3 separate regions of the Homo sapiens genome follow, and regions 2 and 3 are each linked to region 1. Evidence: chromatin contacts called from ENCODE Hi-C or POLR2A ChIA-PET data. All regions are on one chromosome and are shown on one strand. The core of a region is the stretch at or near the end of the contact, and the rest is flanking DNA. Distances in the headings are between cores, read along the strand shown. Region 1 holds the start of SETX (senataxin). Region 2 holds the start of SLC2A6 (solute carrier family 2 member 6). Region 3 has its middle 38 kb from the start of FAM78A.

What was found. Hi-C counts contacts between places; a loop is a spot of excess contacts on that map. ChIA-PET counts read pairs that join two places held with the same protein, here RNA polymerase II (POLR2A). Pooled maps may share reads with other maps.
Region 2: a loop to region 1 is called in a map of heart right ventricle, with 20 times the contacts of the local background. The contact joins the promoter of SLC2A6 here to the promoter of SETX in region 1. A Hi-C loop is called at or near these places in 1 of 168 maps with a recorded cell type or tissue (heart right ventricle) and 3 of 50 pooled maps. POLR2A ChIA-PET finds 5 or more read pairs at or near these places in 1 of 52 experiments (naive thymus-derived CD8-positive, alpha-beta T cell).
Region 3: a map of natural killer cell shows a loop between it and region 1 (4-fold over the local background). The contact joins the enhancer-like site here to the promoter of SETX in region 1. A Hi-C loop is called at or near these places in 1 of 168 maps with a recorded cell type or tissue (natural killer cell) and 6 of 50 pooled maps. POLR2A ChIA-PET finds 5 or more read pairs at or near these places in 1 of 52 experiments (activated CD4-positive, alpha-beta T cell).

The regions. Positions count from the first base shown.
Region 1 is chr9:132,352,600-132,357,550 of GRCh38, reverse strand. It overlaps SETX (senataxin), which reads left to right and starts at 2,565. Exons shown (of 26, transcript NM_015046.7): 1 at 2,565-2,634; 2 at 3,796-3,902. RefSeq lists silencers at 2,266-2,655, 2,706-2,915 and enhancers at 2,300-2,799, 1,781-2,980, 2,800-3,301.
Region 2 is chr9:133,476,653-133,481,603 of GRCh38, reverse strand. SLC2A6 (solute carrier family 2 member 6) reads left to right here and starts at 2,505. Exons shown (of 10, transcript NM_017585.4): 1 at 2,505-2,636; 2 at 3,188-3,350; 3 at 4,363-4,569. The coding sequence starts at 2,545. RefSeq lists enhancers at 1,994-2,495, 2,916-2,975 and a silencer at 2,106-2,755.
Region 3 is chr9:131,235,765-131,240,715 of GRCh38, reverse strand. No RefSeq gene overlaps it. Among named protein-coding and RNA genes, the nearest start is that of FAM78A, 38 kb to the left of the region's middle. RefSeq lists enhancers at 2,303-2,462, 2,259-2,826, 2,882-3,382, 3,383-3,883, 919-4,951. Within about 2 kb of position 2,540, at least 28 of the 41 ENCODE cell types and tissues checked have a DNase peak (open chromatin) inside an H3K27ac peak, as active enhancers do; they include natural killer cell, where a contact is called at or near this core.

The sequences.
Region 1 (4,951 bases), core at 1,316-3,815:
ACATTCTATAGGTTGTGTAAGTTTTGGGCTCAACAATTCCTGAATGCACCTTGAATCAATGAGTCTCAGGACATAACATTGAGTGTAAAAAGCAATTTGCAGAAAAATACATCCTCCATAATTCCATATACAGAGTTAAAAAGCATGTAAAATTTATATGTTGTTCACAGACAAAAAATGTGGGAAGATGATAAGGCCTACAGAGGGCTTCAGGGACAGGAGGAAATTATGACTTTTGTGGGCTCTGGGCACAAGTTACCTTCATGGCACTTTTCTCCATTAAAAAAAATGATAAAAATTATATTTTATGGCCGGGTGCGGTGGCTCAAGCCTGTAATCCCAGCACTTTGGGAGGCAGAGGCGGGCGGATCACGAGGTCAGGAGATCGAGACCATCCTGGCTAACACGGTGAAACCCTGTCTCTACTAAAAATACAAAAAATTAGCCAGGCGTGGTGGCACGTGGCTGTAGTCCCAGCTACTCGGGAGGCTGAGACAGGAGAATGGCGTGAACCCGGGAGGCGGAGCTTGCAGTGAGCCGAGATGGCGCCCCTGCACTCCAGCCTGGGCGACAGAGCGAGACTCGTCTCAAAAAAAAAAAAAAATTATATTTTATGACTGTGGTGGTATAAAGGCTGTGTTGGTATATTAGTGTTATATGATAAAACAAAATATGTTCAAAATATTTGACAGGATGAAGAAGTAGAAAAGAGGAAAATAACGGTCAACGCGTGCTGCTCCTTAGACGGTTAAATTTGCATAACGGCCACCACGCCCTTCCAACAAGCCACGCCCCCTTGCTAGAATCTTCCTTCGCCTTGGGCCTTTCCCGCAGTGTTCCCCTGGGCTTGCTCCTCATCCTCGGGCCAGGGTTCTCCTCGGTAAGGCTGTATCTGACCCACTTTTCCCAAGCTGGCCCATCTCAGCCTCTTTTTTTATCGCCTGAGTCACCACTACTAATTGTTTAATTTCCCTGTCTCCTCTATTAACTGTAAGACGGTGACGCTGCATCATCGTGGTCAGTAGTAGGCGTTACTAAAAGGGGGTAGGGGCCGGGTGCGGTGGATCACGCTTGTAATCCCAGCACTTTGGGAGGTCGAGGCGGGGCGGATCACTTGAGGTTGGAGTTTGAGACCATCCTGGCCAACATGGTGAAACCCCATCTCTACTAAAAACATGAACATTAGCCGGGCGTGTGGCACACGCCTGTACTCCCAGCTACTCGGGAGGCTGATGCAGGAGAATCATTTGAACCCAGGAGGCGGAGGTTGCAGTGAGCCGAGACTGCGCCACTGCACTTCAGCTTGGGTGACAGAGCGCGACTCCATCTCAAAAACAAAAAAGGGGGGGGATAGGCTTTCCAGTGGATTTTACTCATTTTTATTTATTTATAGACTTTTCTGAGACAGGGTCTTGCTTTGTTCCCCAGCCTGGAGTGTAGTGGCACAGTCACGGCTCACTGCAGTCTCGATCTCCCGGTCTCAATGGATATCCACCCCCTGCCTCAGCCTCCCAACAAGCTGGGCCCACAGGTGCTAATTTTTTTTTTTTTTTTTTTTTTTCCGGAGAGAGAGTCTCGCTCCTTTGCCCAGGCTGGAGTGCAGTGGTGCGATCTCGGCTCACTGCAACCTCTGCCTCCCGGGTTCAAGCCATTCTCATGCCTCAGCCTCCTGAGTAGCTGGGATTACAGGCACCCGCCACCACGCCCAGGTAATCTTTTTATTTTTAGTAGAGACGGAGTTTCACCATGTTGGTCAGGCTGGTCTCGAACTCCTGACCTCAGGTGATCCACCCGCCTCGGCCTCCCAAAGTGCTGGGATTACAGGCGTGAGCCACCGCGCCCGGCCTCGGTGGCTGAGTTTTAATTTTTTTTTGTACATACGGGTGTCTCGCTATGTTGCACAGGCTGGTCTCTGAACTCCGGGCTCAAGCGAGCCTCCCGCCTGGGCCTCCCAAAGTGGTGGGATTAGAAGCGGGAGCCACCGCACCAGCGAGGGATTTACTCTGCTGTGTTGCGCATCGCGCGCATTGTTCGCAAGACCTAAGGTCTCCCTTTCTTGTAATATAAAGGATATACACATATTCCTCCGAAATTACACGTTTATGTAATTTACATTTCAGGTCTTTAAAGGAAATCTAAAGAGAAAAATTACTTCGTCACCGTAGTACATCCGCTGAGACACCTGAGGCGTGGAAAAAAGAAGAAAAAAGAGGGAACGGAAATGGCCAGCGGGTAAGGGCTGACCCCACCCGCAGCAGAGCTCATCCCGGAGCCGCCCCACCCGCAGGAAGCCCCGGGCGGGGCCGAGGTCAAGGTTCCGCGGCAAACTCTCCCCGTCCACCCTGACGGGGACTCGGGATTGGTCGGGCCCCAGCTGCCCGGACGTGACGCCAGCGCCCGGCGTGGGCGGTGCACCGCGGCCGCTCTTCCCATGCCCCGCCCCCTGGGGGGCACCAAAACCAGAAAGCAGCGGCCGGGGCGGGGCCTGCGGCCGGCCGACTCAGCGCGGGGGCGGGGCCTACCTCGCGGCAACAGCTGGTTGGTAGCTGCGGCTGCGGGCCCGCACTTCCGCTGGTGGCCTAGAGCGGGGCCCGGTATGGAGGTGGGCTAGAGGCCGACGCCAGCCAGAGAGCGGTGAGGGTAGCGGCGGGCTGGAGGCCGTAGGTCGGGCGGGCGTGAGCGCAGGCGCGGCTTGTGCTTGCAGGGCCGCTTCGGGGAACCATCGCGGCGCCTAGGTCCCGGTGGGCGGATGGGGGAAGAGTCGGCGCGGGCTCGGCCGCTTCCCTCGGTGCGGGGGCGGGAGCACCCCTCGACGGCTGGCGGCCGCCTGTTGCCTTCCTGCGCGCTGGACCCGGCCGCTGCGACCCCCTGTCCTTCCGTTGTCTACACTGCGGTCTCGTGTGAGCTGTTTTTGGTGTGGATACTGCGTAGTTTCCTTGGGGCTGAGCGGGAGGTCTCGGGGTGGAAAGTGTCGGTTCCCTCCACACGCTCGTCTGCCTCTCGCCTGGAGTCCCTCCCTTTGTTTTTTTTTCTTTTTTCTTTTTTTTTTTTTTTTGAGACGGGGTCTCGCTCTGTCACCCAGGCTGAAGTGCAGTGGAACAGTCACGGCTCGCAGCAACCTCGTCTTCCTGGGCTCCAGCGATCCTTCCGCCTCATCCCCCCGAGTAACTGGGACCATAGGCGCGCGTCACCACGCCCGGCTAATTAAAAACAAAATGTGTTGCAGAGACAGGGCCTGGCTGTGTTTCCCAGGCTGAGCTCAGCTGCTCCAGGGATCCTCCGAGCCGCCGCGCCCGGCCGGTCCCTTCGTTTGGAGGAGAGTCTGTTTCTCCCACTTGGAGGGGCTGGAGCTTTTGCTGCTGGCCACAGGACTTTGTCCGTCCTCCCCAACTTCTGGGGATCTAAGGATGTGCCCAGCAATTTGCACGACCCAAGTGAAACGGGGGTGACTGCCTTGAGGGAAAAGAGCTCCACAAGGAGAAGGCCGAGTGTGGTATTTGATAAGTGACACAGCTGAGGATCCTAGGATTGATGTTACCTGCGCGGGCTAATAACTTGGGGGATTTTTGGCTCGGTGCCTAGCTGTCCCCGTGAGTGGGGACAGCCCCTTGTGGAACTGGGAGTCAGAATTGCAGTTCTGCTGTTTCCTGGAAGTCCACAGCCAAGTTGTCTAACCTATCTGGGCTTCCTCATCAGCCAGCAGTATCTGTCTGTAATAGGATCGATACCAGGCTCAGATGGGATATAGAGTATAAATGCCACTTACCAATTTCGTTTTTTGTTTTTTAATTTCAGAAATGTTCTTTTGGGGCCAGAGTCTGGGCATATATGAATGCAAATCCGTGTTTGTTCACAACTAAGCCCAGCTGAGACGATCACTTTTCTGTAGGCCATTTGTCCAGGTAATAATTTTTTTTTTTAGCAGGAGTTCAGAGCACCAAGGTAAGTGCAATGATGGAAACATGTGCAGAGTCCTAAAGGGACAGAGAAGAAGGTCATCAGAGATAGACTGGAAGAGAGGACGGGTCGGACAGGCCCCCCCCCCAGACGTGATGACACTCAGGAAGAGCTTGCACACTGGTTGTTCTCAAATCCAGCTTTCTCTTCGAATCTTAGTGGAGTTCTTTAAAAGGGAAACAATTTTATCCATAGGATCTTTTCTACTTTTTTTTTTAAGTTCCTGAGGTAAGTCTGATGTGTATTCACAGTTAAGTACCGGGCAGAGGTAGGAGGGTGGGTTTCCAAGGCCAGTGGAAGAGCTTCCATAAAGGCAGGGAATACCAGTCACCATGAATGGTTTTAGGAAGAGCAAGTCAAGGGAGGTAAGTGTGGAGGAAAGAGATGATGTGGAAGCTGGATCATCGCGGGCCTTGTGTGTGTTGAGCTCAGCAATTTGAATTTTATCCCAACATTGGAGGAGGAGTCATTTGTGCTTTCGAAGTCCAGTTTGGGGCTTTGGCCTCTGGCAGCATTTTGGAGGAGGAATTGATGGCGATCAAAGAAGAAATAGATCATTTAGGCTTCTTCAGTAATCCAGGCAAATGATGAAAATGTACTGAACTAAGGCAGTGGCGGTTGCACTGAGAAGAAAGTAGAGATGTAATTAAGGGGTAGGCTCTGGAGCTCAGAGATTGCGGCTGAGGGAGAAGGAGCGTATAGGATAATTCCTAGGTTACTGGTTTGAAAATTGAATGTATGGTAATGTCATCAACAAGGGAATATAGAACAAATAACAGATTTAAGGGAAGGACTTCGTTGGGTTCTGGTCATGTTTACTTTGAGGTGCCTGTCAGATATGTGAGTAGAGATACACTGTATGCAGTTGGATATTGAATATATCTGGAGTTCTAGGCTAGGCTGTCAGTTATTGAGTAGGTGGAACAGTGCATCATTTCACTCAACCTCCCCAGTAGCTGCGACTACAGGTGCATACCACCATGCCCAGCTAATT
Region 2 (4,951 bases), core at 1,256-3,755, 1.1 Mb before region 1:
AAAAAAATATTAGCCGGGCATGGTGGCGGGCACCTGTGGTCCCAGCTACTCAGGAGGCTGAGGCAGGAGAATGGCATGAACCTGGGAGGCGGAGCTTGCAGTGAGCCGAGATCGCACCACTGCACTCCAGCCTGGGGGACAGAGTGAAACTCCCTCTCAAAAAAAAAAATAGTTTACTGGGGAGCAGGGAAAGGAGGTTGACCTCAGAAAGGCACAAAGAAACCTTCTAGAAGGGTGGAAATGGGCTGGGCGTGATGACTCACGCCTGTAATCCCAGCACTTTGGGAGGCCAAGGCGGGAGGATCACCTGATGTTGGGAGTTTGAGACCAGCCTGGCCAACATGGTGAAACCCCATCTCTACCAAAAATGCAAAAACTACCCAGGTGTGGTGGCGGGCGCCTGTAATCCCAGCTACTCGGGAGGCTGAGGCAGGAGAATCGCTTGAACCCAGTGGTCGGAGGTTGCAGTGAGCCGAGATCGCACTACTGCACTCCAGCCTGGGCAACAGAGAGAGACTCTGTCTCAAAAAAAGATAAAAGAAAGAAAGAAAAGGTGGAAATGTTTTATATCTTGATTGGGGGTGTTTGGGGTTATACAATTGTCAAAACTCATCAACCTATATTTAAAATGGATTCATTTTACTGTATATAAATTATAGCTTAACAAAGTTGATTTTTCTTGTATTTTATTTTTTCAAGAAGGCTCTCCCTCTGTCACCCAGGCTGGAGTGCTGTGGTGTGATCACAGCTCACCGCAGCCTCAAACTCCTGGGCTCAAGCAATCTTCCCACCTCTGCCTTCCGAGTAGCTGGGGCCACAGGCACTTGCCATCACACCTGGACAACTTTTTTAGCTTTTTGTAGAGACAGGGTCACTTTGTTGCCCAGGCTGGTGTCAGACTCCTGGCATCAAGCAATTCTCCTACCTTGGCCTCCTAAATGCTGGGATTACAGGCACACACCACTGCACCTGGCCTAAAGTTGATTTTAAAAGAAAAAAAATACATTTTAAAAAAAGAGAAGGCCGGGTGCGGTGACTCACGCCTGTAATCCCAGCACTTTGTGAGGCTGAAGCGGAAGGATCACAAGGTCAGGAGTTCAAGACCAAGCTGGCCAACATGGTGAAACCCCGTCTCCACTAAAAATACAAAAATTAGCCGGGCGTGGTGGCACATGCCTGTAATCCCAGCTACTTGGGAGGCTGAGGCAGGAGAATCGCTTGAACTCGGGAGGTGGAAGTTGCAGTAAGCTGAGATCGTGCCACTGCACTCCAGCCTGGCCAACAGAGCGAGACTCCGTCTCAAAAAAAAAAAAAAAAATACACATATAGATATGTAAAAATACATACACATATATATGTATATACGTATATATATGGCCACGAGGACTGTGCAGCCTGATCACCATACCAGGGTGTGCCTGAGTCCAAAGCCTATGATCTTGATGGCAAGAAAACGGTGACGTAAAGGGGCTGCACAGTTTAATGGGGGCCCCAATAGCAAATATGCAAAATAGGCACATGAGGAAAAGACTGGAAGAGGCTAAAACGCCATCAAGGTCAGGCTGACGGGAGATGGATGTGATTTTATTGTTCTATTATGGTTGTATTTCAATCATAATAAAAGGGAATTCTAACTTTTAAAAATGCTTTACCATGTTAATAGCTAAAATGGGAAATGACCCAAATACTCAGCAACAAAGGCTCCGTTTAAAAGCGTGTGTGGCACGTCCATCCAACAGAGCAGGGCGTGATTCCGTCCTCTTCCCGAAAAGGCCCAAAGGGAGAGGTGGAACTGCTGTGGGATTTTTTGAGGACGGTCTTCCCGGGAATTTTCCATTTCTGCTTTTCTTATTTTTCAATGTTATCTTACTACCTGGGTTACGTGTCACGAGCTCAGGTTATTTCTACCACCAGAGCCTGGGGTGGAGGATACAGACCTCGCCCACTGGAGCTGCCCACAGCGCCTCGCCGGCCCCTCCTGCCTCCTTCGTCCCGCACATCCGCTGCTGCCCTGACACACCCCGATTCCCTGGTGCCAGGGAGAGCCAGGGCAGAGGTGGCCCTGAGACGCCACGCGACGGGGAGGGCTAGAGCGTAAGGAGGAGCGAGGTGCGCATTCGCTGTGACCCTGGCGCTCGGCTTCGCCTCTCTGGGCCTCGGTTTCCACCCCGCGGGAGCGAGTACGACAGGGGCTGCGCGCATTGCCGCAGTCACGCCTGCAAGAGCCGGGCCGGGTGAGCCGCTTCCGGCGCTCCGCGGGGGCCCCGGACGATCCAGCAGGGGCTCCGCCCTGGGACCCCCATCCTGTCTTGGGGCGTGACCTTCGGGGGCGCACGCGGTGCCGGCCGCGCCCGGGGAAGCCGGGTCCGCATCCGAGCATCAGGACAGCCTGCGGCCGCCCCATTGGCCGGCGTGTCTCTGCAGGGCCGTCCCACAGCCAATAGCGGCCAAGGGGCGGAGCCTGGCCGGTGCCCTCGGAGCTGCTGGCCCCGGGCGGCTGCTCCAGTCTGAGCGCCCTCCGCTCGCCCCGAGAGAGACCCGGCCATGCAGGAGCCGCTGCTGGGAGCCGAGGGCCCGGACTACGACACCTTCCCCGAGAAGCCGCCCCCGTCGCCAGGGGACAGGGCGCGGGTCGGGTGAGAGTCGCTAGGTTGGGGGCTGCGGGTGGGGCCTGGGGGTGGCCCTGGTTCCCTCCAGCCGGCGGCAGGCTCCCGCCCTGGGCCTCCCCTGACCTAGTCGCCACCGAGGGGCCATCTGGCTCCCTCCTGTCCCAGACACGCTACTCCTATTTAAGGAACTGGTCCCCCTAAGGGAAGGAACGATCCACGAGAGTACCGGGCCCAGCCCCCCACTGCCACAGACAGTGAGACTGAGGCCCCAGCGAGCAGGGGTTCTGCCTGAGGTCACACAGCAAGCCTCCAGCCGCCGCCCTGGGGGCAGAACCAGAGCCTCCTCTTCCGGAGAAAAGGCCCCAGCACCAGAGGCTCAGCCACTGCGGATGAGCTAACAATGGCCTGGGAATTTCCCAGGGGAGCTGGGGCTCAGGCCCTGGGAACGTGAATGGCCTTGGACCCAGGCCTCCCTAGCACTGCCCGCTGAGCCGGGCAGCCACTGGGTTCAGAAAAGGCAATGGTCCCTGGAGGAGGGACTCAGAGACCCTGGTCTTTTTGTCCGCCACCATCACCAGGACCCTGCAGAACAAAAGGGTGTTCCTGGCCACCTTCGCCGCAGTGCTCGGCAATTTCAGCTTTGGGTATGCCCTGGTCTACACATCCCCTGTCATCCCAGCCCTGGAGCGCTCCTTGGATCCTGACCTGCATCTGACCAAATCCCAGGCATCCTGGTTTGGGGTAAGGACCATCCTCTGGAGGAGGGTGGGTGCAGGAAGGAGGGACCTGCTGAGCCTTATCTCCAGCTAGGAACCTCCCAAATTCTCCACCTTGGGGGTCCCTCCAGGGCCCTGGTCCCCCCTCCCCCAGCCATCCAGGCCACTAGTGGGTGGGGTAAAGCTACAGGATTCCTCTGAAATGAGGAACTGAAAGCCAGTGGAGAGGGTGAGGGAAGGAGCAGGTGGGGAGGTGGCTGTCAGGGTCTATACTAGGTGGGGCTGAGGCTTCCCCGGGTCCCCACACCCACAGTTGGCTGGATGGGGGCAAGGGTATCAGGTGTCAGTGGGGAGAGGCACTGGCTGGGGCAAGGAGAGTCCGCAGGACAGATTGTGGGCTGATGGAGAGGAAGATCCCAGAGTCCCAGAGTCTAAAATTATAATCTTAATAGCCTCATATGTAGAGTTGTTAACATAGTAGTTAAGATAAAAATTCCCAAGGTTTACTGAGCACTTCCTATGTGCCAGGCATGTGTTGGGCACTGAACGTTCATTGATTCTCAGGGCCAACGCCACGAGGTAGAACTTGCGCTCTCCCCATAAGACAGCTGAAGAAACTGAGGTGCAGACAGGCTGGGCAATGTGCCCAGGTCCCACTACCAGTTAGCAGAGTCCAGAGGGGGTCCCAGTTGCTGCTGTACAGGGAACTTAAGAACCTCCAAATCTTAAAGCCCAGTACCTTCAAGTCACAGAATTCTCCTGTATTAAAATATTAGACATTTAAACATCAGGCTGGACAGAACCACTGTGGATATGTGGCGCAGCACCTCTTCCTTAGAGCAGAATTCCCCGTTTGGGCATCCCTAACAAATGGCTGTTCCTTGAAGACAGGAGGCTCCCTGTTTCAAGTGCTTGACTTGGCCAAGTGCTTGACCAGCTCCTGGGGTCGGCCTAGGGAAGAAGCTGTCCCTGGACTCTGATGAGATTGGGGTGCCAAGTGCCCAGACATATCTGCCCTGCACCCCCTTCCCCTGCAGTCCGTGTTCACCCTGGGAGCAGCGGCCGGAGGCCTGAGTGCCATGATCCTCAACGACCTCCTGGGCCGGAAGCTGAGCATCATGTTCTCAGCTGTGCCGTCGGCGGCCGGCTATGCGCTCATGGCGGGTGCGCACGGCCTCTGGATGCTGCTGCTCGGAAGGACGCTGACGGGCTTCGCCGGGGGGCTCACAGCTGCCTGCATCCCGGTAAGGCCAGGCCTTCCCACCCAGGCGCCCCAATGCCTCTGTATTGGTGCTGAGCCTCCATCTGACTAAGGCCTCCCAGCCTCCATGCCTTCTGGGCAATGAGAATTGTTTGCCTTCCCTGCGGATGCCCAGGGCGCCTCAGCTCACCCCCAGCAGGGCAGCTAATTTGGGGGAAATTGTCTCCAGGTCCCCAGCTGCCCCCACTCTGGACTTTCCAAGCCTTCTACCCCGTTTCTTGACCGGTCAGATGTATTACTCAATTGGAGAAAATCCGCATTGAGCAATGGGTAGGAGAGGGAAGTCCCTGCCCTACACCCTCCCCGGGACCTTCTTATCTTATGTGGTACTCCACACGGGGCCTGGTGGTGAGCCCAGCAGAGGA
Region 3 (4,951 bases), core at 1,291-3,790, 1.1 Mb after region 1:
TGTGATAGCCACAGGTGGCCCAGGAGATGGCCTCAGCCACTGCGTACCAGGGCCTGCCCCTCTGCTACCTTTGACAGCCGCCCGTTACCGGGTGCTTTTGTATTCCTATGCGCTTCTTGGGCTTTGTTCTGGGCTCTTACTTGGAAATAGTTTGATTTGTTTGGGTCTTGCTTTTAAGCGTTGTTAGGTGAGATCCAAGTGGCATTCTGGGTAGGACTCATATTCTCCCAGCACCGAGACAAAACGTTTCTGAGCACTGTTTCCAATGCGAAGTGATTTATGAGGCTTTCCACTTCGGCCGGCAGGAAGAGGCACTATTCTTCGCCCTAGAGTTCTGAAGAGTTTGCCTCTAATCCTCTCATGTTGTTTTCCTTCTCTAGACCCGGGATTTCCTCACATGTACCAAGCTGAGCAGTACTCAGTTGAATACTCGAGAGGACCCTCCGCAAGGGTCCAGAGTTCTCTCTGTGTGAGGCCCTCTCCTCCCCAGTCCTCTGCTTTGTAAACTCCGGGAGACTGTCGGGCTCCTCTTGGGCTCTCCTTCCATGCACTGTGATCTGGACACACTCTCCAGGCGGTAACTGGGGCAATCATATGGCTCATTCATTAGTTTCTTGAATCTTGGGGATCACTGTCCTTCCTTGTCTGATGTCTACTGTCTTGATTTTTTTTTTTTTTTTTTGGCAGAGTCTCACTCTGTCACCCAGGCTGGACCTTTGCGGGTCCCCGAGCCCCATTCCTGAAGTGAGTGCTGCCGGTCAGCTGTGGGATCAGGGAAGACTTCGTGGGGCACTGGGGTCCGTCTGCTGGGGCCTGGGTCTCTCCCTGAGAAGGCAGGGAAGCCACCGTGAGCACCCCAGTGACTCTGCCAGGCGCTGCCCTGAGCCCCGTGCAAGCCCTGCCCTGTGAGGCACACGGCACCTGCCTCATTTTCACGGGGGGCAGATGGGACGGCTTGCTCCAGCTGGTGTCTCAGAGAAAGGCCTCCTCCCCAGGGCCTCCTGCACCCAGTCTGCACTCTTCACCACTCACCTGGCTGCCCTGCCCTAGTGCGTTCCTGGGATGAGACCCAGAGGACCCCTGGGCAGGGTGGGGGAGCCCTGGCCTTGCTGTGTGCCTCTGGTGCCATTAGCTGGCCCTGTGCCCTTGAACTGTCTGAATACCTGCTATCTCTTGTCATCTCAGGTGGGGGTCTGGCTTTTGAACAAGTCTTGGCTTCTTTCTAGGAAGTCGTGCTGGGAGTCATTTATCAACAGTTCCTGACTCTTGCTCTGTCCTGGCACTGCCCTCACAGAGCTGCCCGTTGCTGGGACGGACTAGATAAATGAATGAAACCACCGACTACACGAGAAATTTCAATTGCGACGGAGGCCTCAAAATAGCAGTGCGGCAGGGCAGGAGCACACAAAGGGAGCCAGTGCCTGTGAGCAGGTCAGCCCACCAGGAAGGCTCTGCCGTGGGGAGGTGGCGCTTAAATGGAGACCTGCAGGATGAGCAGGAAGGGACAGAGGATGGAGCGGTCCTGTGGCGACGAGGAGAATGGGCCATTTGAGAAGCAGAGAAAGTGCAGAGGGGCCTGGAGAACCGCAGGGAGAGTTAGATGCGGAAGGGGGCAGGAGGGGGAGGAGGGCCAGACAGGAGGGCCTGCAGGCACTGTGAGGGCTGCATGGCAGCCAAGCCCCCTTCTAGGCTTCCAGATGGAAAGGCACTAGGTGAGGTCGAGAAAGCCAACATCCGATGGGCCACAAAGCAAAGCTGCTTCTGTACCCTCACGGGCCAGGATGCCAGCAAGGAGAGGTCGCCTCTAGCCAGGACCGGGCTCGGCTCTTGTCTCATATGCTGGGGCTCCCGCCTTCCATCCACAGCCCACTCGCTCCCCCCACCCCTGCCTGTGGCCTCTGCAGCTGGCAATCTAGGTCTGAAAACAATGCAGAGAATCTCCGGCCGGCCGGGGCTGCGGTATGGATGGGCTTCTATTTATAACAATGCAGCAACTGCCACCTCAGTGGGCCTGTGGCCTGACCTCTGGTGGGACTCTGGCAAGCCTCAAAGCCAGACCCCAGAGGAGACGGCAGAGGAAGGGCAGATGACACAGCTGAAGGGTATGGAGCCAGCTGCTCCCACCCTGGAGTCCTCGTCAGGACCCGCAAACCCCTGTCCATGTGCGGTTCACGCCAACATAAGCTAGACAGGCCCGGCCTCTGCCCAGCCCCCGCCGGGCTGCCGTTGTAGACAGATCGTGATCACAGATACAAACAGGTGAGAGGCAGCAGAGGGGACAGGTAACTGCGTGGTGTCAGGGTTATTTGCTGTGACTGATGTCAAGGCCGGCTTGTTTTCACAGGGTGGTCTGCTGGTCGGTAAGGGGTTCAGCAGTGTTGCTGGCACCAGCCGGCAAGATTTCTTTGGAAATGAACAGGTATCTTGGAGAAGAATCAGGAGATCCAATGGTAGCCAGCCAGGGCCTGGCAGGAGCGGGAGGGAGACACTGCCCGGGCCCCAGTGCTGGCTCCGCCCCTCATTCTCTTGTGAGACTTGGGCAAACCGCTTCCTGGCTCAGCCTCATTTTCTCATCTGAAAGCTGTGGGTTGTAGTACGTGGCTCACAGGGTGAAATGTGAAAATGTCAGTGAAGGGCTTAGCATAGTCAGTGCTGGCATGCTGTAGCCATCCAGTGAGTTGTTACTATTACAAAGCAATTTTTAAAAAGGAATGTGTGTTAGAAACACAACCAGCAGGAAGTGAGCTGTGCTTCCGTATAGCAACATCAACGAGGCAGCGGTTCCCAGCCTGAGTGCCAAGGACCCCAACTCCAAGGAGAAAGGTTCCGAGCAAACGTATTTGGGAAATGGCGGACTGTTTCCTCTTGTTGATTTACAAAACATATTTGCATATTAAAGGCTCAAAAAGGTCTTTTTTATAATAAAAAGATGTTAAATTTTGTTCCATCCACTCTTCCTAAACTTATATGGCCATAGAGCCCCCCCCCACCTTTTTTTTTTTTATAGAATACTAACTTCCCATAGGAGACATTTTGAAAACGGCAGAAGTTTGGGGGTTGATACACCCTCCATCCAATTGCTCCTCCTCCTTTCCCCAGGAGGAAAGTAGAGAGTGATGTTGAGACAGAGCAATGGGGGTGCACACGCAGGAATCCGACCAGCTGGCAGCCCAGGCTGGGAGATCCACTATCCCTGCCTTCCAGCCAGGGTGCTCCACGGACTTCCTCAGAGGAAGTTCAGGCAAGAAGCCCCATCTCTGGCATGAAACTGGGCCAGTTTTGTTGGCTGAAAATCAAATGCCGAGAAGTACTGGACAGGTCTTCTAAGAGAAATTACAAATGGGGCCAGGTGCACTGGCTCATGCCTGTAATCCCGGCACTTTGGGAGCCAAGGAGGGCGGATGGCTTGAGTCCAGGAGTTCAGGACCATCCTGGCTAACACGGTAAAACCCCGTCTCTACTAAAAATACAAAAATTAGCCAGGCGTGGTGGTGCACGCCTGTAGTCCCAGCTACTCGGGAGGCTGAGGCAGGAGAATCCCTTGAACCTGGGAGGCGGAGGTTGCAGCGAGCCGAGATTGTGCCACTGCACTCCAGCCTGGTGACAGAGCAAGACTCCGTCTTAAAAAAAAAAAAAAATAGAATAAACAACTAAGTGGCAGTCCAGAAGCCAAGTGGGGTGAGCTGCTGCAAGGCAGGATGAGGGCAAGGAAGGTCTTTCCTCCTCTGTTACAGGGACTCACAGAGGAGGGTTCAAAGTGTTTTGAGTGGCAAGGAGGTGACTTGGCCCACTTGTGCTTTTAGAGTTTTTCTTTTTTGAGCAGGTGCCAGAGCGGCTTAAATTTACACTTGTGTTTCTTATCAACAATTTCAGATAAAATCCCTTAGCCTGGATTAACTGCAAAATAAACATGTTCATGGGAGCTGGGTTCTGTTTTTCAGATGCCCCCTGGGTGGGTATTTATGGCTACTGTCCTTAGATTAAAGCAGAAGGCCCATGGGGTTCATGGACCATCTGTACAAGAATCACCCACTTTAGGAAAAACACAGATTCAAGGGCCTAGCCTAGCCCTGATGAAAAATCTCCAGCGAAAGCCTGAGCGCCGCACTAGAGCCGCACCATTCCCCAGCAGCAGGGTCCTGTGTTTGATAAGGGGCCTGAAGGCCAGGCAGGAGATGTCCCCACCCCACAGACCAGATGAGGTCAAAGTGGGAACCAACTTGGGATCATTTAACCCAGATGTCAGGCCAGAGCCTGCGGGTGAGCGTAACAGCATCGCCAAGACTGGGAAGCAGCTTTGGGCCAGGTGCACCTCATTTAGTCCGAACCGCCACCCTGCCAGACAGGTATTCGAATTCTACTTTACAACTGAGGGGAAAAACTCTCAAGACACAGAGGCCAAGTGCCTCGTTCTGGTTACAGAGCTGGTGGGGGTAAGAGTGAGGGCAGCCTGCACAGTCCACTCCTTCTCTGTAATGCCAGAGACCTGACCTAGAAGCCTCTCTGGAGGCTGCCACAGAGAACGCAAAGCTGAAAGCAGGCACCAGGACACTCACAGGTGGGCAGGGCCATGTGGAGGGGACCACCGGCTCAGCCACATCACCGTGCCACAGGACTCATACTTTTGCCCAAACGAGAGGCCGGGATTGTGGGTGTCGTGTAACTGGGGTTCTACCTGTCCCTGAGGAGCTCAATTTGGCCTCTATCCCTATGTTGCCATCTGAAGCACCAATTACCAGTGTGATATGTGTGTCTGGAAAAGCCAAGCAAAACACAGCCTAGCTCAGTCTGCGCCCCCTTTCCTGAGTTACGCGGAGCAGAAACATAAATGAAACCTCCTGTGCCTGCCGCTGCAGCACATGCCCCAGAAGGGCTGCGTGGGCATCCCTGGGGCCCCTTCTTGTCATCCAGGCTCTTTGCCTGCCCCGATTTGGAGATGGCTCAAGCCCCG